Linked DNA regions of Homo sapiens: regions 1, 3 and 4 are each linked to region 2. The links are chromatin contacts, found by Hi-C in ENCODE. All regions are on one chromosome and are shown on one strand. Each heading gives the region's core, a stretch centred on a gene start or an enhancer-like site at or near the end of the contact. The rest is flanking DNA. Distances are from core to core; before and after follow the strand shown.

Region 1 (5,739 bases), core at 1,010-3,509, 720 kb before region 2:
ACCTCAGAATAAGTGTCAGTCCTTCTAAAGGCGCATTTTGAGTGCGAATCACAGGATGAGTCAGACCAAGTGTTCTTATTTAGATAGTAGTGAAATCAGGCCTTAGAGAATTGTTAGTCAGCAAAACTAAATTTTAGTAAGGCCATGCTCTGGGAAAGGAAATGAAGAGATCTGAAACCAAATTTAGACCTTCCAGAGACCAAAAACAGCAAGGTATAGAAAAGAAAGATCCAAGCCTTGCTTCTCCTGCCTAATGTGAACAGGAGAGAGGCTGGAGCAGGTGGCAGGAAGAGGAAGACTCACTCACTTTGCAAAATTCTGTGAGCTCCTTACAACCACACAAACAGCATCAAAACACTTTCTTACTGGATTTAGAATGGCTGAAATCCAGAACATTGACACTACCAGCCCTAGAAAGAATGCAGGGCAACGAAAACTCTCATTCATTGCTGGTAGGAATGCAAAATAGTACATCCACTTTGGAAAACAGTTTGGCTGTTTCTTACAAAGCTAAACATACTCTTACCATAAAATCTAGCAATCATGCTCTTTGATATTTACCCAGAGGAGTTAAAAACTTATGTCTACACAAATGTTTATAGCAGCTTTATTCATACGTGTCAAAATTTGAACAACCAAGACATCCTTCAGTAGTTTGATGAATAAATAAACTGTGGTACATCCAGATAGTGGAATATTATGCAATGCTAAAGGGAAATGAGCTATCATGTCAAGAAAATACATGGAGGAAACTTAAATTCATGCTACTAAGTTAGCCAAGTCAATCTGAAAAGATCACTATTGTACATTTCCAGGTATATGACATCTAGAAAAGGCAAAATTATGGAGATGGCAAAAAAAATTCTACGTTTGCCAGAGATTAGGGAAAGGAATGAATTGGCAGAACACAGAGGATTTTTAGAGCAGTGAAACTAATTTTTATGATACGATAATGGTTAATATATGTCACTGTACATTTGTTCAAACTCAGAATATATAAAACAAAGAGTGAACCCTAATGTAAAATGTGGACTTTGAGTGATTAAGACATGTCCATGTAGGTTCACCAGTTATAACAAACGTACCACCCTTGTCCAGACATTGATAATGGAGGAAGTTATATCTGGGTGGGGGAAGATGATATGCAGAAAATCTGTACGTTCTGCTCAATTTTGCTGTGAATCTAAGACTGTTCCAAAAAATGAAGACTATTTTAAAAACACATACACACACTGTCTTATGGTATCTTCCCTCAGTTATTAGGCTTCTTCCACTGCCAAATAATCTTCTTTTTCACCTTAGCCACAGCCTCACCTTCAGTATGCCTTCTGTCTCATCCACATGGTAGTCATTCCCTTACTCCATGGTCTCAGAAGTTTAGTTCATCATGGCTGGCTACTGTCTAGGTCCATAAATGTAGATGTAGCTCTCCAACAGAGACCCTGGACGGTAGGGGTTTGAACTTCTCCTGTAACTAATTCTGTAGGATGATGGATTAAAAACACGCTTTGGATGAAGAAAGATGCCTCAGGACATCCTATCTTAGTCACCCACCAGATGTGAGACAAAAGAAAGTTATGGTAAAAAAATGTCAGTTCTGCGACTTCTGTAACTTTCAACAGTTATTTCTGCCCTCTAGCATAATCCTAGTAATGAGTAATATACATTAAATCGCCAGTGAACAGGGGCATTGACTGCATTTTTAAAAATTATTTAACTTAAATACCCTCTAGTCTTAAGATAGATTTCTTTGAATCTGGCCTCATTTTATTTGCTGCCTTCCTTTGCTTTAAAATTCCGACCTAACTCACTAAGCAAACAACAGAGGCTCAAAATGTTCAAGAACCTCCAAAATTAGGTACGTTCATTGTGGAAGGATACATCATATCATCATTCTTTCAAGTAATTATGAAATTCTATATTTTACTTGATTGACTATGTCTGAAAAAAGATAGGAAATATAAAAGAACTAGAACTCTGTTTAGTTGCATCCTCACTATCTTCCAAGCACTGTGCCAGGCTGTGAGAATAAAGTCTTGAAAATGATACTGTATTTGCCCTTGATGTGCCAGTATTAGTAGAAGGAAAATGACTGTTATGACAATTACTAGGCTGGAAGTGAGAAAGGAAAATAAAGAGGTAGACAAGTGCCTGAATATAAAGAAAGAAACTAACTTTGCAAAGATTATGGCAGAGAAATCTAACACAGCTGACTCCATCTTGCTTATAACCTTACAAGTTAATAGCCCTTGCTCATTTCTGGGCACAGGCCAAGCTAACTACCAGAGGAATTTAGTTTACACTTTAAAGGAAGGACGATAATAGCTCCTTCCTGAAACTAACTCTCCTTGTTTGGGGAATGAAACTGCCTTTGTAAAAACTGATGAAAGGTCACAAGTTTAAAATTATGATAGGGGCTTGAATTCTGCTAAGCTATAAACATAGTTAAGTGATAGCCAGCCATTGTTCCCTATCTTGATTACTGCTAGGAGTTTTGTAGCTGGAGGTCACAAGATTTGTAACTTCCCCAATTGTTCCTATAGATAACAGCCATATTGTCAAAACCTAAGTTTGGTCTTTGAGATATTTTTCAGATGTTTGCATTCAAGCAGACCAACCAAGGCCACCTGAACCCATGAGTCATACCAAGGAACTGACTCAAATGGTCCAGTGACCCCTACCTAGAAATTGACTCAGTACATGAAGACAATTCGGATACATCTATGATTTCATCCTTAACCAATAAACAGCACCCATTCCCTAGCCCCCTGCCCACCACATCATTCTTTTAAACTCTAGCCTCTAAGCTCTCAGGGAGATGGATTTGAGAAATAGCTCTTATCCTCCTGCCCAGACACCTTGTGGTAATTGAACTTTTTCTCTGCGGCAATGCTACTATCGCCATGTATTGGCTTTTTTTCTGCAGCAGGCAAAAAGAACATGCTGGACAATTACAATAATATTTTAGAATAAAAAGCTGAAACTTGATTTTACAATAGAGAGCATTAACTTCTGTGTTTAAAACACAGATAAAGATAAGATAAGTTGAGGAAATTTCTCAGGTAGAAATATAGGAACTGTTTTAGAAGGAACAAATCTGGAAGAGGGATGAAGAGACTTCTTAGTTTACTGTTGCAATTATCTAAGGAGCAGATGATAAATCTTAAAAGTTTATGGTAGTCATCTGAAGAGGCAGTGAGGGTAAGCCTGGCTCTCTGCAAACTCTGTGCAAGATGAACTAATCTGGTAACAATTTGCTAGTTGAATAAGAACAAAAAAAGTTAATAGGATATCTCCAAAGACCATGATAAAAATATCTCCAGAAAAATGCTTTTCTCAACCCCTACCTCTGTACTACACTGTGTAAAGCTGGCAGGAATAAAATGCTAGATTTTTAGAAAATAGTAATTTTGGGATAGCATTTAGACAACTTTCTCATGTAGAGAAAAATAATTTTAAATATTAACTGAAATATATATTGCTTGTGAATTTTTCTCGTCATCATTCCACCATTCAATTATCTGTAAAGCTGAGACTTAAAGCCCTAAAAAAGAGAAGTCATAAATGACTCTAGTGGTAACTACAAGTTAATCTTTAACAATGACTTCATAAATTGGTTCTTAGAAGTTTATGGCACGGAGGCAGTAACCCTCTGTTGCTCAGTCTATAGAAATGAGTTTTATTGTTTCTCAGATATATTCCCTACTACTCTTCGATGACAATTCAAGCTGAACCATGACTTGCTATTCACCCTTGATTTTAAAAGCAAACCCTGTTTTCGTAATTATTTCAGGCACTAAAACTAGTCATCTGAAAGTAAATCAAAAGTGATTTCTCTCATCCCAATGAAAGTTTCATACTCTGCCCCAACACAAACTCAGTTGAGGGACTTAAAGTGAATAGCATTTCCATCTACCTCTTTAGGCTCTTCTCAAAAAGGGGAAAAAAAATATTTTTCATTTCTCAGGTCCTGCTCTCATGGTCTCTTCAGGCTAGTGCTGACTATCCAGTGATGTTCTCGGTGCAGCAGATGTCTACATGCTTATTCTTTCCAGATAAAGCATCTGGGTTTTCCAGAATCCTTGTGATAACCTCACATTGCACAGATTCCTGACATTGACACCTGGACCTTTAGTCAATTCCTCTCACCTCCATTTCTGCCCCTGGGAACACATTTCACAGATTCTGCTGGCTTCCCTTTGCCCCAAAGCACACCCTATTGGGCAACTAAAAGATGGCTTGATTCTAGCTACTTTCCACAGTATCCATTTGGGCCACTCTCAAACATCCTGCTGTACCAAACAGCAAAGGGTAGTCTTCCCTTGACTGCCTCTTTCCTTGCTCTCCCAACAGAGTTGCTCCCAACAGTGTTGCTCCAGCCACCTACTGCTGCTGAGCTAGAAGCATGCACCATATTCTATGGTTACCAGACCACCTGTAATAAGTTCTCCTAAGAATTGCTTCATAGTACTATACTCTGATGTGCTGCACTGCACTTATGACTTATGAATTTTACAGCTCAGCAACATCCACCTGGAGAGGGTGATCCCATTCTCTTTCCTGCTGACACCCTAGATCTCTCTAAGTGAAATTCTTTTGGAGAATCCCTTCCATATCACTGAACAATGAAAATAGAAAAGCTTCAAGTATGATTACTACCGACAATTTTTTCATGTCCTTTAACCAATTTCCTTGGAATTCCTAGGCTCCTATTTGCATAGGTTGTTTGAGGAGGGAAGGATAGGGATTGTAAGATGGGTTTGGTAACCTCTCAGTAAGCACTGGAAGAGGTAACTGGCAGCAACTTTGTTCTCTATTTAAAATTTCAGGGTACTTTTTGTTCTCAGGTTTGGGGTTTCAGCCAAAATTCCAAAACAATGGAAAAAGCCTCATTTGGTATCCGACTTTATCAACTTTGAAACTGAAAGAGACTTTTGTCACTGTCACTGTTGTTTTTAGCTCTTTAAGAACTCTAGTACTGAGAATACAGAGTTCAGCTACCAACCATGGAGTGGGAAGGGAAAATTGCTGACCTAAGAGTTGTACAACAACCATGTGTGGAAATGATAAGAAAAAGTTCTGCATTAAACATGGGTGATGGGTATAGCTTGGGATTGAGATGTAAGTGTGTCTCCGTGTGTGAGAGTTGGTGGGGGAGACTTACTTTATGCTCCATTTTTGGGGTCAAAACCTTGGGAATGAAGGGTGGTAGAGAGAACTAGAATACCATTTGACCCAGCCATCCCATTACTGGGTATATACCCAAAGGATTATAAGTCATGCTGCTATAAAGACACATGCACATGTATGTTTATTGAGGCACTATTCACAATAGCAAAGACTTGGAACCAACCCAAATGTCCAACAATGATAGACTGGATTAAGAAAATGCGGCACATATACACCATGGAATACTATGCAGCCATAAAAAAGGATGAGTTCATGTCCTTTGTAGGGACATGGATGAAGCTGGAAACCATCATTCTCAGCAAACTATCGCAAGGACAAAAAACCAAACACCGCATGTTCTCACTCATAGGTGGGAATTGAACAATGAGAACACATGGACACAGGAAGGGGAACATCACACACTGGGGCCTGTTGTGGGGTGGGGGGAGGAGGGATAGCATTGGGAGATATACCTAATGTTAAATGATGAGTTAATGGGTGCAGCACACAAACATGGCACATGTATACATATGTGACAAACCTGCACGTTGTGCACATGTACCCTAAAAC
Region 2 (5,258 bases), core at 2,449-4,948:
TCCTGGGTCACGCACCTGAGAATGAAGACCACTCTCCTTGTTCTCCTCTAAACTCAGACCTCAGAATGGAGTCCACAGACCTTTGAGTCTTCAAACAAATAATTAAGTAACTGGGCAAAAAAAAAAGCAATAACCAATATTCAAGAGATGCTCATTTCATGGCTAATTTCTTCAGACTCTGAATGTATCAGTTTTGTGCAGTGGCTGAACTGGACCCATTCAAATAATAAAGAGAATTTAGACACTGTAAAGAATGAAGAGTGGAATAATTAAGACACATTTGTGAGCTCAGTGTGAAACAAAGAAGTCAGCTCCAAGAAGTCACCTTATTCTTGGGAGAAAAAGAGAAAGAGAGGGTAGTCTTTTGTTTTCTCTCAATTGCCTTTGGGATGTCAAACACATTTTTTTTACATCTTAAGTTTTCTGCTGATTTTTTGTTTGTTCTTGGAGGGCAGGAGGTAGGAAGGGTTCTGCTCCAGTGCCCTAGCATGGATTTTGTAAAAGAGTCCAGTGGAGCTGCGAGATAATAAAGAATATTTTGCCTCTCACAGGGAGGCTCCAACCCCAGACTGACAATGACCCCAAGTGTGCATCTCCAATTTACTTTTTTCCTTTGAAATGTCACTAACACAGGCCATTATCATCTTTTTTTATAAAAAGTAAGAAGCTTTTAAAAACTACCAGGAAAAAAGGAATGGTCTGCTGCCTTCAGTACTTAGAGAAATCATGGGGAATAGAAAAGCATTTAAGACCCCCCGATTTCACAAATAGTCTTGGCCCTTTTTGTCTTGTCTTCCAGGAAGCTTGGAGTTTAATCTGGTATTCAATTGCTGTTTAAGTGTGATTTTAAGATAGTAAATGTGATTTTAATATGAGTTACTGCTTTTTACTTTCTGCCTCTATCTTCTGTGGTTTTAGTGTATGGTGTGTGTGTGTGTGTGTGTGTATGTGTGTGTGCAAGTGTATACACACTATATAAAAACCACCTCAAATCCTTTACAAAAATAACAAGAATAATATATTTTAGAAGCCAGAAAATCCTGCTTCCTGCTGTAGTCACCATTTATTGGTCTCATTTATGAAGCTAGAACATAAGAGAAACCATGCCTTAGCAAACTGAACAAGGGTCCCTCACCTCCCCTAGTAGTCCTTCATCTGAGAATAGAAGATACGAGACAGGCACTAAGGACATTGGTTCCATTTTTTCTCCCAGAAAACCTTTCCTAAAGCAGTCTCCTGAAATCAATAAGGCAGCCCTGTTTCCTTCAGTAGAGTGTACAGTAGTTGGTAACAGGTTGTATTTTCAAATACAGCCGCAGTAACATCTTTCATCCCATCTGCTCTTCTAATGTGACTTTGACATTCTTCCCACAGAGAGGTGAAGTCTGTTTCCCTCCCCATAAATGTGGGTAGGTTGGTGACGTGGTGGATGTAATGCAATATGACTTCCAAGGCTAGGTTGTAAAGGTGACACAACTTCTGCCTACCTCATTTTAGAACACTTGCTCTTGGAACACAACCACCATGTTGTGAGGAAGCCCAAGTAGCCACATAGAGAGGCCACGTGTAAGTGCCCTGACCAATAGTCCTCACTGAGGTTCCAGTGAATAGCCCGCCTCAACCGTGAGACAAGTGAGTGACAAGCTTTCAGATAATTCTAGCTTCCAGTTGTCAAGTCACCCCACCCTTTCAGTTTTCCCAGAAGAGGCTCCAGACAACATGGAGCAGAAAGAGTTGCCACCATGACCTTTCCAAATTCCTGACCCACAGGGTCTGTGAGCATAATATACGGGTTGTTGGTTGACAACCCTAAATTTGGGGTGGTTTGTAGGAAAAGTGGACATCAAATTGGATAACTGTGGTTCAAATCCTAGTGTTACCACTTGGTGACCTTAACCAAGTCATTTAACTCACATAGTTCTTATGCTTCTCATTTGCAAATGAGATTAATATCTGCTTCACAGAGGTTTGTTCAGGGTTATATAAAATTTTGTACAGGAAAGCATTTGGTAAATATAAAGGAATGCTATTCAAACAGGAAGAACTATTACTTTTTAATTGCAGAAATGTCTGCAGCAATCCAAAGGTGAATTCAGCAGGAATTCTACATGACCCTGGTGGATATGCTAGATGGGGTCCTTGGGGCAGATGCTTCTACCTTAACCTTGATTGTGACCTAAAAGGTAGTCATGAGTAATCCAGAAAGGAAGTGAAAAAGTATGTGAAATACATTTAATATTATACTTGTACTAAATAGGGTTGTTTTGAGCATTAAATGGTATAATACATTCATAATAAGGTTGAACATACATTTTTCAGAAATTCTTTGAGACTTACCTGCAAGCCAGGCTTATCCCCATTCCATGTAGAAAACTAGGGGATTCTTCTTTAGAGAAAATGTATAGGATACAGTATTTAGTAAGTGTTCAATAAATGTACACTATTATTCTTGTGTGATCTGAAATGGTCTTATTTCTGTGCAAAGTATTTCTTTTGGAGGAAATATCTTTCTTGAGATTTTTTAGGAAAAATCCAGTGTCTCTCTGTCTCTGTCTCTCTCTCGCTCCCATCCCCTTTTCCCTTCTCTTTTTCCCCCTCTCTCTCCCTCCCTCCTTCACTCTTTTCCTTCCTCTCCCGCTCCCTCTGCAGAGCTCTACAATTTTGAATTGGCCTAGACTATGGTGAGATTTCCTCTGTTTAAACCCAACATGTGTATATGAGCAAATCTTATGAGTTCAGTGATTTCACACACACACTAGCTCATTTAGTACCGGGGACTGCCCAGTGAGTTGGCAATCACAGCACCCGTTTTACAGACGACAACAGTGAGGCTCAGGCAGATTCGTGGTCTTATCCAGGATGTAGCATCAGCGAATGGCAGAGCTTGGACTGGGGAGAGCCCTTTTCTCTTGATCTGTTTCTTACTCCATATTCTAGAGGCCTGAGACGATGTCATTCTGTTTTTAAACATTACAATTAACCCCTAAACTGAAGCTGAGGAAAGAGTTAGCATGCTGGTTTATAAAGGCTAGACTCATTTTGATACAAAACCAAGATATTTGATGCACAATGTGAACATATTGCTCATTTTCAGCAAAATCAATTTTGTTTTGTTTTGTTTTGTTTTTTGTTTTTACCGTAGGGGCCACTCATGCACTCAGGCAAAGTGGAGAGACTAGAACTCAAAACCTGTGCTTTCTTTAGCAGATCATACCCTTTCCCCCAATAAAAAAGGGGCAGGGGATGCTAGAGAACAGTTCAAATCCAACATCACTGATGTCAGGCACCAAATAAACTCAGCAGATGTTATTATGTCTGTACGGGTTTTGTTTTCCCCTTCCTGGAAAGAGAAATAATGAGCTCTTGAAATTCAGATTCCCATTGACTCTGAAGTCATAAACATATTTAAAAACAGTGTGAGTCTGTGACATTTACAATCACAAAATTCATGTCAGAGAATAAATCCAGCATTACCTCCAATCACTGAATATGGAATACCCATTCATCTCCACCCACGTGTTGGGGGACACACACTTCAGAACGATGATATTCAGAAAATGCCAGGAGGAGTGCATGTCAGAGGTAACCACCCTCAGCAACCCAGCCTGTCAACAGTTGCAAATGCACGAAAAATGAGGGGAACCGGAAGACAGCAGCAGGAAGGAGATAATAGAGCAACTGAGAGCAGCCAGCCTTGACGTTTGTCAACCTCTGCCCGAAACAGCACATGTGGCTTTGCTGAGAGGCACAGGTGTGTGGGCTGAGCTCAGCAGATGAATGTCACATCCGGGAGGAGGCATGTGCATTTCTCAGCTTGAAATGCTTCCCCAACAAAACCAAATAAGGTTCCTGCAGATGACGTCAGGAGGCTTAGCTGCTACTGCCACAAAGGGACAATTTATTGAAGAGCTAAAAATGGTCGCCTCCGCAAGGCTGACAGGCAAATATTTGAGGGAACGCTCCCCTTGTTTTGAAGAGACATCTGCCAGCTCCCTGACTGGCACCTTCCTGCATTAGTCATCCTGCTGGGCCTTGCTAAAAACTCCAAATACAGGTTTATCCCTGCCACATCCTGTTCCCCGAAGGGGCTATTTCCACGGTGCCGGCTGTAAAGTCTTCCTGTCATCTTCCTCTCAAGTGCTCTCTGTCTATCTCTGCAGAGGATGATGGAGAGGGGAGATAAGGAACATTCCATGGATAGAAACACACATCCCCTCAAGAGATATCTTAAGAGCACCTTTGCTTTACTTTTGAACCTACATCTAGCGTACAGATGAGGGCAAGGAAGATGTTGAAACGTTAAAAGAAACATCCCTCCGTTTTGCTAATAGTTTTTATAATTAAAGGTTGAGCAAAGGGTGCCCAAAGAGTCATCCTGACCTCCTGCAACAAGTCATTTTGGAACACTAGCTCTGCAAAAGAAACAAACTGGTCCGTGCAGTATTCTCTAGACTACTCACTCATCAGCCCGTTGAAATATGTACTTGGTTATTTTCTGCTTTCAGCGTGTCTTGTCACCCCAAATAGATCAGAAGATCTGGAAGCCTACTGTTATCATTTACCCCTTTTTGCCACCTACAGGGCTTGACCAGGTACTCAGCCCCTTTCTACAATTCTTTATCTCACTTAAGGCTCACAAACAACCCTGTGAAATCGATTACGATCCTTCTTTTACAAACAAGAATTAGAGGCTCATTGAGCCCGTGGTCCTGCAGCAAGTCCGCGTCTGCAGAGCTGAGATCCACCTGGAGTTTGTCTGACTCTGAAGCCCATACCCTCAGCACCTTCATGTTGCAGGGGCCGCTGCAAATCCAACACTGGTTGACGGAGCAGTTTTGATCCTGAGGCCCTTGTGATTTCACTGAAGAGTCAGTCGAACATGAAACTCAGAACAAACACAAACAACTTAGAAACAAGGGCATGTCTGTGAGATGGGTCTCTGAATGGACTGGATGAATTCTCCACCCACGGGCTTCGTCCTGCCCTTAGAGCCAAACAGAGCACGTGTGTCCCTCTGCAGCCCTTTGGAGGTTTGCAAGTGGTGGTTACATAACCTCCACACACCCCTCGTATGATGGTTAATAATGAGTGTCAACTTGATTGGATTGAAAGATACAAAGTATTGATCCTGGGTGTGTCTGTGAGGGTGCTGCCACAGAGATTAACATTTGAGTCAGTGGGCTGGGAAAAGTAGACCTACCCTTAATCTGAGTGGGCACCATCTAATCAGCTGCCAGCATGGCTAGAATATATGCAGG
Region 3 (5,998 bases), core at 3,355-5,854, 910 kb after region 2:
ACTTGAGGAGTTCAATCTGTCATAACTATTCCCCTCAATTTCTCTCTTTCTATTCTCCCCATAATGCTCACTTTACAATTTGAAGTTAAATTGATAGTATTTACATTTTTACTATGAAAATATTGTTCACTGAAGAAACAAGTACTGTATGAGTACCTCCCTTTTTAAATAGAATATTTTTGTTTCTTTTGGAGCTAATAATTTTTTCATTTTTTTCTCTTTTGACTTGAATAGTACTACGTACATATTTTTCTGTTTAATTGAGCTTGTTAATCATTTTCTTTTGCCAGTGCTTATATAAAGCAGATAATCTGCCAGTTGCATTTTCCCACCTGTAAAACTCCCTCCCGTAGCGCTCCATCTTCTGCTCCGGTTCTGAATGACTGTTTTTTGAGCCTAATATGCAGCTGTCATCCTGGGATGTGGTAGACTGCTTGTTAAACATATTCACTGCACCTTCTTGCATGGGGATTATATTTCTGTGTCCCATTGATACCTGGCTTTGTCACGTAATTTGCTTTGGCCAATGAAATGTAAGTAGAAGTGTAAGTAGTGTGTATCACTCTGGAGAAGGAACTTTAGAACCAGGAAATGGTTTATCATGGTCTCTTTTATTTTCTGCCATGACAGTTGTCAATGTTTCAGATAGAGAATGCTAAGTCAAGTCAGATCTGGGGTAAAGAGGACATGGAGCAGAGCTATAGCCAACCCACAATGGACATGTAACAAGAAGAGAGCCTCTGTAGTTGTATGCTACAGCCTGAACTGGCCTATCTTGTTTAGGCCACACAATTGATGATTGTAGCCTTCCTGCTTTGGCAGTTGCTGTGTTCTGAATGTTTGTGTCCCTCCATAACTTGTATGTTGAAATCTAATTCCCAATACAATGGGGTTAAGAAGTGGGGCCCTTAGCAGGTGATTAGATCATGAGGGCAGAACTCTCAGGAATGGGATTAGTGCCCTTATAAAAGGTCCAAAGGAGCTAGTTTGTCCCTTTCACCATGTAAGTATACATAGAAGGCACCATCTATGAGCAATGGGACCTTACCACCCATTGAGTCTGTTGGTACCTTGATCTTGGACTTCTCAGCCTCCAGAACTGTGAGCAACAAATTTCTATTGTTTATAACTTACCAGTCTAAGGCATTTTGTTATCGCGGCCCTAACATACTAGGACAGCTGGTCTGTTCCTAGCTTGCTTGCTTGCTTATTGTTTAATCTATTGTTTTGATGGAGCATAACCTATTCCAGCTTCCTAAGAAATGGTGCACAGAACATAAAACTTGTGAGTTCTTGCTTAACTAAAATTTCCTTTCTTCTATCTTCACATTATTTGGCTAGTTTGGTTGGGTATAGTGGTCTATGTTAAAATTACTTTTAGAATTTTGAAGATGTGGCTTCTTTGTTTTCTAATATTCTGTGTTGCTGTTGAGAAGTCTGATGCCATTTTGATCCAATCCTTGGAAGAAAATTTTAATTTTTTTCCATAGAGGCTTTAAATTTTTTCCTTATCCCAATGAGTTGAAATTTTACTCTGATATAACTTTCTATGGCTGTTTTCTCATCATTTTTTTTCCTGTATACTTTCAATCCTGGAACTCGTGTTCTTTCCTTCTAGAAAATTTTTTCAAAAATAATGATTATGTCTTTGATAATTTCTCCTCTCTGTTTTATCTTTCTGTAATTAGCATTAGTCAGATGTTAGATATTCTGGATTGATCCTGACATTTCAACTTTTCTTTCCTATGTTCCAACTCTGTTATTTTAAAAAAAAAGGATATTTGAAGATTCCTTATTTTCTGGTCTTTCTATTAAGTTTTCTATTTTAGCTGTGTTGTCTAATTCATAGGAATTTACAAGAGAATACAGAGGAGATGACTTTGGGAATTTAATTTATGACGTTTAGATTTAAAATTTGCATAAACCTTGAAATTGCTGATGTTGGTGTCTTCCACTTCGCAATACCACCCCGCAGTTCACAGATGAGAATGATAATTTCCAGAAAAGAAAATGACTTAAAGTAATAGCACGTCCTCCTAATTCTAGGTCAGCTTCTTTCCACCCCCAATGTTGTGCCTTTTCGTCTTACTGTAGCTGAAACTTTATTTCAATTCTAATAAAGGACACTTTTAAAATTAGCTTCTGAATGGAAGGAAGCAATGAAGATTGGTTAGGGCATCATTGAAAAGCAGGCACTTGGCCGGGTGTGGTGGCTTACGCCTGTAATCCCAGCACTTTGGGAGGCCGAGGTGAGCGGATCACAAGGTCAGGAGATCAAGACCGTCCTGGCCAACATTGTGAAACCCTGTCTCTACTAAAATACAAAAAATTAGCTGGGCATGGTGGTGGGCACCTGTAGTCCCAGCTACTTGGGAGGCTGAGGCAGGGGAATTGCTTGAACCTGGGAGGTGGAGGTGCAGTGAGCCAAGATCGCACCACTGCACTCCAGCCTGGTGACAGAACAAGACTCCATCTCAAAAAAAAAAAAAAAAAAAAAAGAAAAAAGAAAAGCAGGCACTTATGTGGTGGTGAGCTAGCATCACTTGGGGCTGAGATGAAAATCCAATGCCTCTCTGGCTCTGACTCACACGGAATCTGTCGAGTTGTTTCATTTTTTTAGACATTGGTTTCTTCATCTACAAATTGAGGAGGTGGGAGTAGGTCTTTGCTCTTCAAACTCTTGAGGTTCCATGGGGTGCCTAGGGCCTTAAGGGCTTGGGGAGGGGGCGGAATGAGGGAAAGGGAGGTAGGGCTCTGGGTCCTTGCTCAGCTTCACCTGAACAGTTCCACTTAGTCCCGTTTTATGTATTTGGTTTTCATGTAGGCTTTTGTTGCTAAAAAAGGTTTTGTGACTAAATGTTTGGGAATCACTTCACCAACCTTCTGTAGGTTTTCTTTTGGCATTGTACTTTTCCGGTACTCTGATTAGAGATGTTCTTTTAGGCTCTCAACTTTGACTGGCTGAAACTTATAAGCCATCAAGCTCTCTGGCGTTCCTATAAATTAGGATGCATGTGGAGGTAATTACCATTCTGGAATTCTAAGCCCTGGAATCCTGGTCAATTCTTTTTTTATTATTTTATTTATTTTATTTATTTACTTTTCTGAGACAGGGTCTGGCTCTGTAACCAAGGCTGGAGTGTAGTGGCATGATCTCTGCTCACTGCAACCTCTGCCTCCTGGGCTCAAGCGATCCTCCTACCTCAGCCTCCTGAGTAGTTGGGACTACAGGTACATGCCACCACGCCTGGCTAATTTTTGTATTTTTTTGTAGAGATGGGCATTTTGCCATGTTGCCCAGGCTGGTCTTGAACTACTGAGCTAAAGTGATCTGCCCACCTCAGCCTCCCAAAGTGCTGGGATTATGAATACTAGTCAATTCTTAAACTGTCTTTCAAATCAATAGTCTCACTGCAGACACTGTCACTCAATACATATTATCAATGCCAACACAATGGGAAACTGGATCCTGCCATTTTCTTGATTAGATAGTAGAGACAGGCTGGATCCTGCCATTTTCCTGATTAGATAGTAGAGACAGGCTAAAGTAGAGTCTTAGCTGTCATTCTGCTGTCGGGGTCCTGCTTCCCTCCACGGAGAATCAAAGTCTGGATGTCAGACTTTGTTCCCTTGGCTGAGGAGAGGGACAGAAGAGACCAGCTTGTAGTCCCTTGCCCTTGGGAAGGAAACTGGTTTTCTGCTCTGTTCAACCATGTTTACTAATCATTAAAGGAAACAATAGATGTAGGCCAAATGCTGGTATCAGATGAGAGGGTTGAGAGTGAGCAGATCAGTGTCGGAGCCTGGGATTAAGGAAGTCAAGGTCAGCAGTGGATCCCTCGGAGGCCCAGAGAAATGGCTTGGTTAGGGCACGTCTGCTACCTGGGGTGGGGGAGGCAGAGATTCGCTTCAAGATGAATCGCATTCGCCTTAGAATTAGAATGCCCTTCCTAGAAAGCCCTTAGAGATTATGTGATTAAACCTCCTTATCTTACACATGGAAAAACTAAAACCTATAGAAGGGACACCTCTTGCCTGTGGTCACCCACAATTAATGTTTTATTCCTCCCAGTCCACACTTGTGCAGTCCTCACATATCTCTGAACAGGGACTGGGTACTTAAATTAGGTAACTGGCAAGGAGGTTTTTTTGAGAAGGGAAGGTGAGGGAATTTTTCGACCTTGTGCCATTGCTTGAGAGGCAGAAGCCAACACACCATTAGTTAAACCCAGACCAAATTCATCAGCTTGTGAGACTCTAGACCCCACACCTGTCTAAGGACTGCAAAGAGCAGTCAGTGTACATAAGAATTCCCTCCTGCCTCCTGTGATTCTCAGCCCTCACCAGCCTGGGCCCATTGGTAAATTTATCTTGAGTTAAAAATACTGCTTCTACCACCAGCACACGCCAAATAGAGTCCTTGAGACACCTATGCACTGAAGCACCTACACGGTGTTTAGCACTGATACGGTACTCTGCCCTTTCTGAGCCTGGTAGTCTGGCTGTCTGATAGGAGCAGGGAACCCACAGATATCATCTACTTCCGTAAAATTCGTTCAATTAATGAGCATCCACCGGGAGAAGAAGGATCATTTTCAGCCTCCCTGACCACAGGCTTTGGTTTCAGGACAATGCAGACTGGGCAGCAGATCAAATAAAGCCATCACCAGCGCATAGGACAGTCTCAAGGGGGTTAACTGTCCCTGTCCTCTACAATTGTTGCTGGGGAGCAATTTGCCCTTGAATCTTCCATACTGTCCCTAAATTGACAATTTCATTTCCTTCCAATCCCGCCCCCTGCCCTGAAGATCTGCTGAGGCTGCGAGTTCCATGTGAGAAGGCAGGAGGATAATAGGTGAGTTCCATCCATCCGTCAGCCATAATGGTCGCGGACACTCCACGCCTTTTGTCTGCTGGTTTCCCTGAGGATGCAGGCTAGGGACCTGGGGTATTTACACTGCCTTTATGTGTGTGGTTTTTAAATCAGCCCTCTTGTTTACTTCCCAGCCTTTACCCAGGCTGTTTACTACCTTTGGAGGGGCCAGGCCACTAAGTCAACATGCATTAAGACCCAACATCAAAATGTCATAATGCGAATGAGCAGAATTCTGAAAGGCCAGGGACATTGGCTGCTCTGTTGGGTCCTGTTTAGTCTGAGGGTAATGAAGAGCTCACAGATGACCTGATTTCATTAAACTAGGTCAGACTCAGCTGAAAAGCGGCTATGACTCTCACCCAGTTATATAGCCAGCTCTTCCTCTCTCCCTGCCTCCCTCCGCCCCCACCCCCACCTCGGGGCTTGAATGCTTTCTGGGAATTAACGCTGAGTTTTGTCAATACAGTAGCTAAATCTCCATGGAATAATTGGACCTTTCCCTTCGGCTTCTGTTTGCGCAGTGGCAAGGCCAGGCATGGGAGAGAAGCGGGTGGACTTTAACGCAGCATGTATGATTCAGTTGTAGCAGTTTGCTTTTGAGCCAGACATTCTGAGTTACAGCATCTTATCTGAGGGCTGTATTGACGGAAGCAGCTGAACTGACTCAAAGAGGAGTTATCATGCAAACAAGGCTTTCAATGTGTCCAGGCTCACCAGCAACACACGGGCCCTCTGCATCTTCAGAAGCCTCCTGGTGGGGAGTAGGAAAGGGACCAGGCAGAGGGTGGAGGCAGGAAGGAGTGGTGTCTGAAGGCTGCTGAGGGAGGAGAGGTGGTCCTCCCCCGTCCCTCCTTGCCAGGGAAAGACTGAGTCTGTGGTGGGCATTCCAGGCAGGCAGAATTCACTTCATCCATACAGAAGAAAGCATTTCTAACAATTAAAACTGTCTGAAGATTGGATGGGCTGTCAGATGAGCTCACTTATACTTTATTAAGCACCTACTATGTCTCAGACTTTATGCTGGGGACCTTGCTCTGAGCTCTGCAACATCTCAGTTCATAAGAGATGAGGAAACCAAGGTTTAGAAGTAAGTGACTTATGTAAGGTACCAAAACTAATATG
Region 4 (5,205 bases), core at 322-2,821, 590 kb after region 2:
CCAGTTTCCAAAGAGGAAGGAAGGTTTCTACCAGCCCAGCTCAGCTGGTCCAGGGACTAAATTACCTTCCCATCACTGAGCCCCTTTCTCATTATGCCAGAGGAAGATCACTACTGCCTGTCCATTTGGGCGGCTTATCCACGTGGCCTGGTTCCAGGAGCCATCTGTGTGATGTCATTCCCAATACGATTTGAAACTTCCAGCATCTGCAGCCCCCACTGGTGTTGAATCATAGTGAGACTGGCATTATCATCACCTCCACTTTACAGATGGGAACTTATCATGGTGAGGGTTCTAGAGATGGGGTGGGGCCGGGCCCTGTGTCTCCAAACGAGCCCAGTGTATCTCTTGAGGCTGGCCTCTCCCTCTCCCTGGTACAAGCCAGGGCTTCAAAATCCAAAAGATCTTTCTTCATCTTTTCCAACCCACTATGACCCAAATATGCATCTTCCTTTAAGGAATGTCTTAGATTTAAAAAAATTAAAAACTCAAAAGCTTCTGAGGCATCTTACCTGAGCTTATCAACATCTTTCCCCCATTCCTTCTGATATAACTACTTGGGCTGACTTGAAGCCTCACTTAGGTGCAGCTGCAATGGTGTGAGGTTTTTGTTGTTGTTATTGTTTTTGAGATGGCGTCTGGCTCAGTCATCCAGGCTGGAGTGCGATCTTGGCTCACCGCAACCTCCGCCTCCTGGGTTCAAGCAATTCTCCTGCCTCAGCCTCCCGAGTAGCTGGGACTACAGGCATGTGCCACCACGCCCGGCTAATTTTTTTGTGTTTTTAGTAGAGATGGGGTTTCACCATATTAGCCAGGGTGGTCTCAAGCTCCTGACCTTGTGATCTGCCCGCCTTGGCCTCCCAAAATGCTGGGATTACAGGCATGAGCCACCGCGCCCGGCCGGTGTGCGGTTTTATTTGAATGGAGCTCCCGTTTGAAATAAAAGCTCTATGATCTAACCTCTCCTGGGCCTCCTGCCTTGCATCCCTAGGGGAAGTTTTGGGGCATAAAAGTCCAATTTCTTTTCGTATTGGACGCTTGGATGAGAGAAAGAGAAACGAAATCCTGGCACTGAAAAAAGCAGAGACAACCAAACCCAATTATTCCTACTAACTGGGAAGGAATTCCATTTGAGTTAGTGGTTCCCAAACTTGTCTGATGATAAAACTTGCTCGATTGGAACCTTTATGTCTGGACTCTGAAAAACCTACATTTTAAAAATTAGAGATTCCCTCCCCAAATTTTATCAACAGGGAAGACAGGGAGGAAAAAAGTTTGAGCTATAGACTTAATTCATAACACCTTCTTCTTAGACTTGAGAGATTCTTTAGGCATCTATCGTAATGATTTGATAAGACCGAAATGGAAGGAGTCCAGTTAAAGCAAGAAAAAACATCAAACATGCTGAAGATTCTCCACCCTTCATTTTAACATAATTTATTATTTTACAAACACTTTCATAGCACTTACTATGAGTCAGACTTCATGCTCTGCAAATATTTGCTTATTTAATCTTCAGAGAGGCTTGCAGAGGTCCGATGGGGTTAAGTCACTTGTCCAAGGTCACATAGTTATGAGTGGGGGAGCCGGGGCCCAGACTCAGGCCGTCTGGCACCAGATTGGTTGATATAAACCACGCAGCTATATGTGTTTTAAAAAACCTCTTTTCACTTGGCCACAGAACAAACCCTGTCTTCATAATCATTGTGAAGTAAATGATTGAAGAGCCTTGTCTGAGTGATTTCAAATATTTTGCTGGCGGGGTCCAAATTAGCGATCCTGTTATTGTACATGGAGCGTGGTCTGACTTTCTCTTTTGAGGGCAAAACATGCCTATTGTTATGGCAATCCCAAATGCTGCATAGAAGCTTTAAAGAACAGATTCTAATCCCTTTGTTTCTCACTCCAAATGTTGAAACAAACCTCAGAGCTCTGCTGATTCCTGACAGATTTGAGTCTCTCTGCGTTTCAAATATTTCAAACCAGCTTGGGAAGCAAACACATGATATTCTTCTTTCTCTTGCATGGTTTATTTTTAAAGCATGCATCTGGCTGCTTTTTCATTTCCCAGAAGGTGGAGGGAAATTACTCTACAGCAATGGCTGGGTGTTGGATCGCAGCTTCTCCCCACAAGCAGGAGGCGACAACTCCGTCCAGGTCCCAAGCATGACCTTAGCCTGTTTCCAGTCTGAGCCCTTGGTGAAGAAACCTCTGACCAGCAAGAAGCTGGGCTTCTTGCACATGGCTGGGAAAGAAGTTGCTGGTGGCTTTTACATGTTTATCATCCCTGAGGAGCAGTCTAGTTACTCTCTGATCATTCCCCATCAGCTCAGAGAGCCCCTTTCTGGCTCAGAAAGCTCATTGTCACAGTGCCACAAGCATTACTGAGCATTTGCCATGTGTCAGACCCTGGGCTAGACATGACTACACAACTCTACAGACCAGGCATTATTAGCCCCCGTTTTTCAAAATTGAAGACTGGGGATCAGGGGATGTAAGTATTCTACATGCCTGAGGCTCTGCAGTGCGTGAGAGCAGAAAGGAAGGCGACTGGAGACCAGGCTTGACACCTCTGCTCCCTCCACCACTCCAAGTAGTGAGCAGGCATTCTTATCTAGCATTCTTAATATAGCACCCTGGGTAGTCTCTGCAGGAGCAAATGAGCAGCAAATGTGTTCAGGGCAGCTGGGAAAGACTATTTGTAGTCTGAGAACTTGTGGCTTGATTATATGTGTTGCTTCACAATTTTCTTGGAGGAGCCTAAATCCTGCAAGGAAGTGCAAGGTGTGAAATTCAAATAGCCTTTTGGGATTCCAAATACACTTTCACTAATAGCCTTCATCAAAGAAGAGCATGTGACTCCAAACAGGTGGTTGATGTTAACCCAGTAGCATCCTGCGGTTGCTAGTTATTTTCCCCAAGGAGCTGTAGCTGAAACTTTCGTGTACAGCAAATGGCAAGAGAGCTGTGGCTTGAGATATGGCTTTCATCAGGCCCCTTTTCTCCATCCCAGATGCCACTACATTCCCTTGGTTCTAATCATTGAAATATCCTCCTTCAGCCTCCTTCTATCCCTGAGTGCGTCCCCTTGGCTCCAGTGTCCATGCTGGCTGCCAGGTGACCTTTCTGAAAACAAATCTGACCATGTCACACTCCTGCCTCACACCTTTTGATGGTGCCTCACTACCCTCAGGGTCAAGTTCAAAGTCCTTAGTGTGGAGTACATGGCCCCTGATCATTTGTTCCCCAAAAGCCCTGGAATACCTCGTGTCCTTCTTCATTCTCCATGCTCTCTGTCTCAGCCAGAATGAATTGAGCTATTTAGTTATTCTTGTATCTCCTTGTTATTTGAATAACAGTATCTCCCTGTTATTCAAACATGCTGTGCTCTTTTAATGCTTCTGCATCTTTGCACATGCTATCCTTTCATCCAGGAATGCCCTGTTGCCTAGCTAGCATGCTTGTCCCTGCTTACTGACAACTCAAGCGACCCAGCTTCTCCTGCCTCCCCCAGGCAGAGGTCTCATTCTTCTCTCCTGTGTGTCCCAAACACCCATACAAGACTCTGTCATAACACACACCACATCATGTTGTAGCAATCGCTTAGGTGTGTGTCCCCTGGGTGGCTGGAAGTGAATCTTCACCATCCCAGCACACAGTCTAGGCCCAACACAAGTGGTTAGGAATTGCTTGGTGAGAAATGTATAAATGGAAGAATGAGTACATGAAGGAAGGAATGCAGACATAAGCAAGGCATTTGCTGGAGAAAGGCAACAATAATAGCAGCACTAAGGCATTGGGGCTCAACAATTTTATTTATTTATTTATTTATTTTTGAGATGGAGTCTCGCTCTGTCACCCAGGCTAGAGTGCAGTGTCGTGATCTCAGCGCATTGCAACCTCCACCTCCCGAGTTCAAGAGATTCTCATGCCTCAGCCTCCCCAGTGCCTGGGATTACAGGCACCACCATGCCCAGCTAATTTTTTGTGTTTTAGTAAAGGTGGGGTTTCACCAGGTTGCCCAGGCTGGTCTTGAACTCCTGAGCTCAGGCAATCTGCCCGTCTTGGCCTCCCAAAGTGCTAGGATTACAGATCTGAGCCACTGTACCTGGCCTTCATAGGGTTTTATTGTTCAAAGTTTCCTGCCTACTAAGTGACAGAGCTGGGGAGCCAATCCGGATTTAGTTGGTTTGAAAGCCCGGTCTTATAACTACTTTATGCTCAGTTGCCTGCCTGGCTGAACTCAATCCCACACCCCCTGTCTGTAGCTGAATTGGGCCACACTGCAAAAGACAGCAGAAGAGGGCAGAGGCTTCCTGTCTCCCACAGTGGGCCCAGCAGTGCCCCTTCCCAGATCTGGATCAGTTGGATCCATGTGGGACAAAGATGTGTGGGTAAAGGTGGATGGAAGAGACAGGCCAGAGTGGAGGGTTTGTAGGAGGCCATCTGCTCCTGGCAGCTCACTGGTGTCTGGTTCTGAGCTCCACTGGCAACTGCGCAGCATGGGGTGCTGAGGAAGCCTCACCTCAGAGAAGCACCCAGTTGATCACAGAATACTTTTCTGGCTGCAGGAGATTTTAATGCAAATTTGATTCTCTTTTTGCAGCATCATTGGGCTTGATTTTTACCATACCAATTCCCTTAAGAACAAAAGAAATGAGTGCCAGGATATTTGAAAAGTGTATAACAGTGAGTATGTGTATGAAGGGATCCCTGGATAGAGCTCAGATAATATTAGTGGGAAGTGGTTGAACAGCACTTAATTAATTAACAGGATTTAATGATGTTATAGCAGAGACTAGCTTTCATCATTTTTCTCTGTGGGCACACAGCTATACATTGCCCCGTCTCCCTTGCAACTAGATGGGACCAAGGATAGAAGTCTTACCCAATGGAAATGTGAATGTTCTCAGCCACTGAAACCAAACCAAACCAAAACAAAAGCCCTGCACAACCTTCCATGCTCTTTCCCAAAGTTGACAACCCTAGAGGTTCAGTGCTGAAGGTGAAAGTCGCAAGATGAAAGGAGCCTGGATTCCTGAATCACTCTATGGAGGAGAGATGTCTACTCCTTGAGACCTTGCTTATTTCTGTACCCTAGTAGTTTGCACAATGTCTGGCACAGAGCAGATGCTCAATAAATGTTTGATAGATGATTGAATTGTGTAAAATCTCATGAAGCATCTTCATGACACTTGATCCTTG

What was found. Hi-C counts contacts between places; a loop is a spot of excess contacts on that map. Pooled maps may share reads with other maps.
Region 1: a loop to region 2 is called in a map with no recorded cell type, with 7 times the contacts of the local background. The contact joins two enhancer-like sites. A Hi-C loop is called at or near these places in 1 of 168 maps with a recorded cell type or tissue (PC-3), 3 of 37 single-sample maps with no recorded cell type and 9 of 50 pooled maps.
Region 3: a loop to region 2 is called in a map with no recorded cell type, with 3 times the contacts of the local background. The contact joins the promoter of GACAT3 here to the enhancer-like site in region 2. A Hi-C loop is called at or near these places in 2 of 37 single-sample maps with no recorded cell type and 2 of 50 pooled maps.
Region 4: a map with no recorded cell type shows a loop between it and region 2 (10-fold over the local background). The contact joins two enhancer-like sites. A Hi-C loop is called at or near these places in 4 of 37 single-sample maps with no recorded cell type and 3 of 50 pooled maps.

The regions. Positions count from the first base shown.
Region 1 is chr2:14,421,057-14,426,795 of GRCh38, forward strand. No RefSeq gene overlaps it. Among named protein-coding and RNA genes, the nearest start is that of LINC00276, 23 kb to the left of the region's middle. Within about 2 kb of position 2,260, at least 2 of the 41 ENCODE cell types and tissues checked have a DNase peak (open chromatin) inside an H3K27ac peak, as active enhancers do.
Region 2 is chr2:15,138,578-15,143,835 of GRCh38, forward strand. It overlaps a transcript of NBAS not described here. Among named protein-coding and RNA genes, the nearest start is that of NBAS, 420 kb to the right of the region's middle. RefSeq lists enhancers at 3,224-4,423, 3,486-3,555, 3,946-4,035 and a silencer at 3,908-4,202. Within about 2 kb of position 3,699, at least 6 of the 41 ENCODE cell types and tissues checked have a DNase peak (open chromatin) inside an H3K27ac peak, as active enhancers do.
Region 3 is chr2:16,045,823-16,051,820 of GRCh38, forward strand. It overlaps GACAT3 (gastric cancer associated transcript 3), which reads left to right and starts at 4,605. Exons shown (of 4, transcript NR_126559.1): 1 at 4,605-4,855.
Region 4 is chr2:15,732,445-15,737,649 of GRCh38, forward strand. No RefSeq gene overlaps it. Among named protein-coding and RNA genes, the nearest start is that of LINC01804, 44 kb to the left of the region's middle. Within about 2 kb of position 1,572, at least 3 of the 41 ENCODE cell types and tissues checked have a DNase peak (open chromatin) inside an H3K27ac peak, as active enhancers do.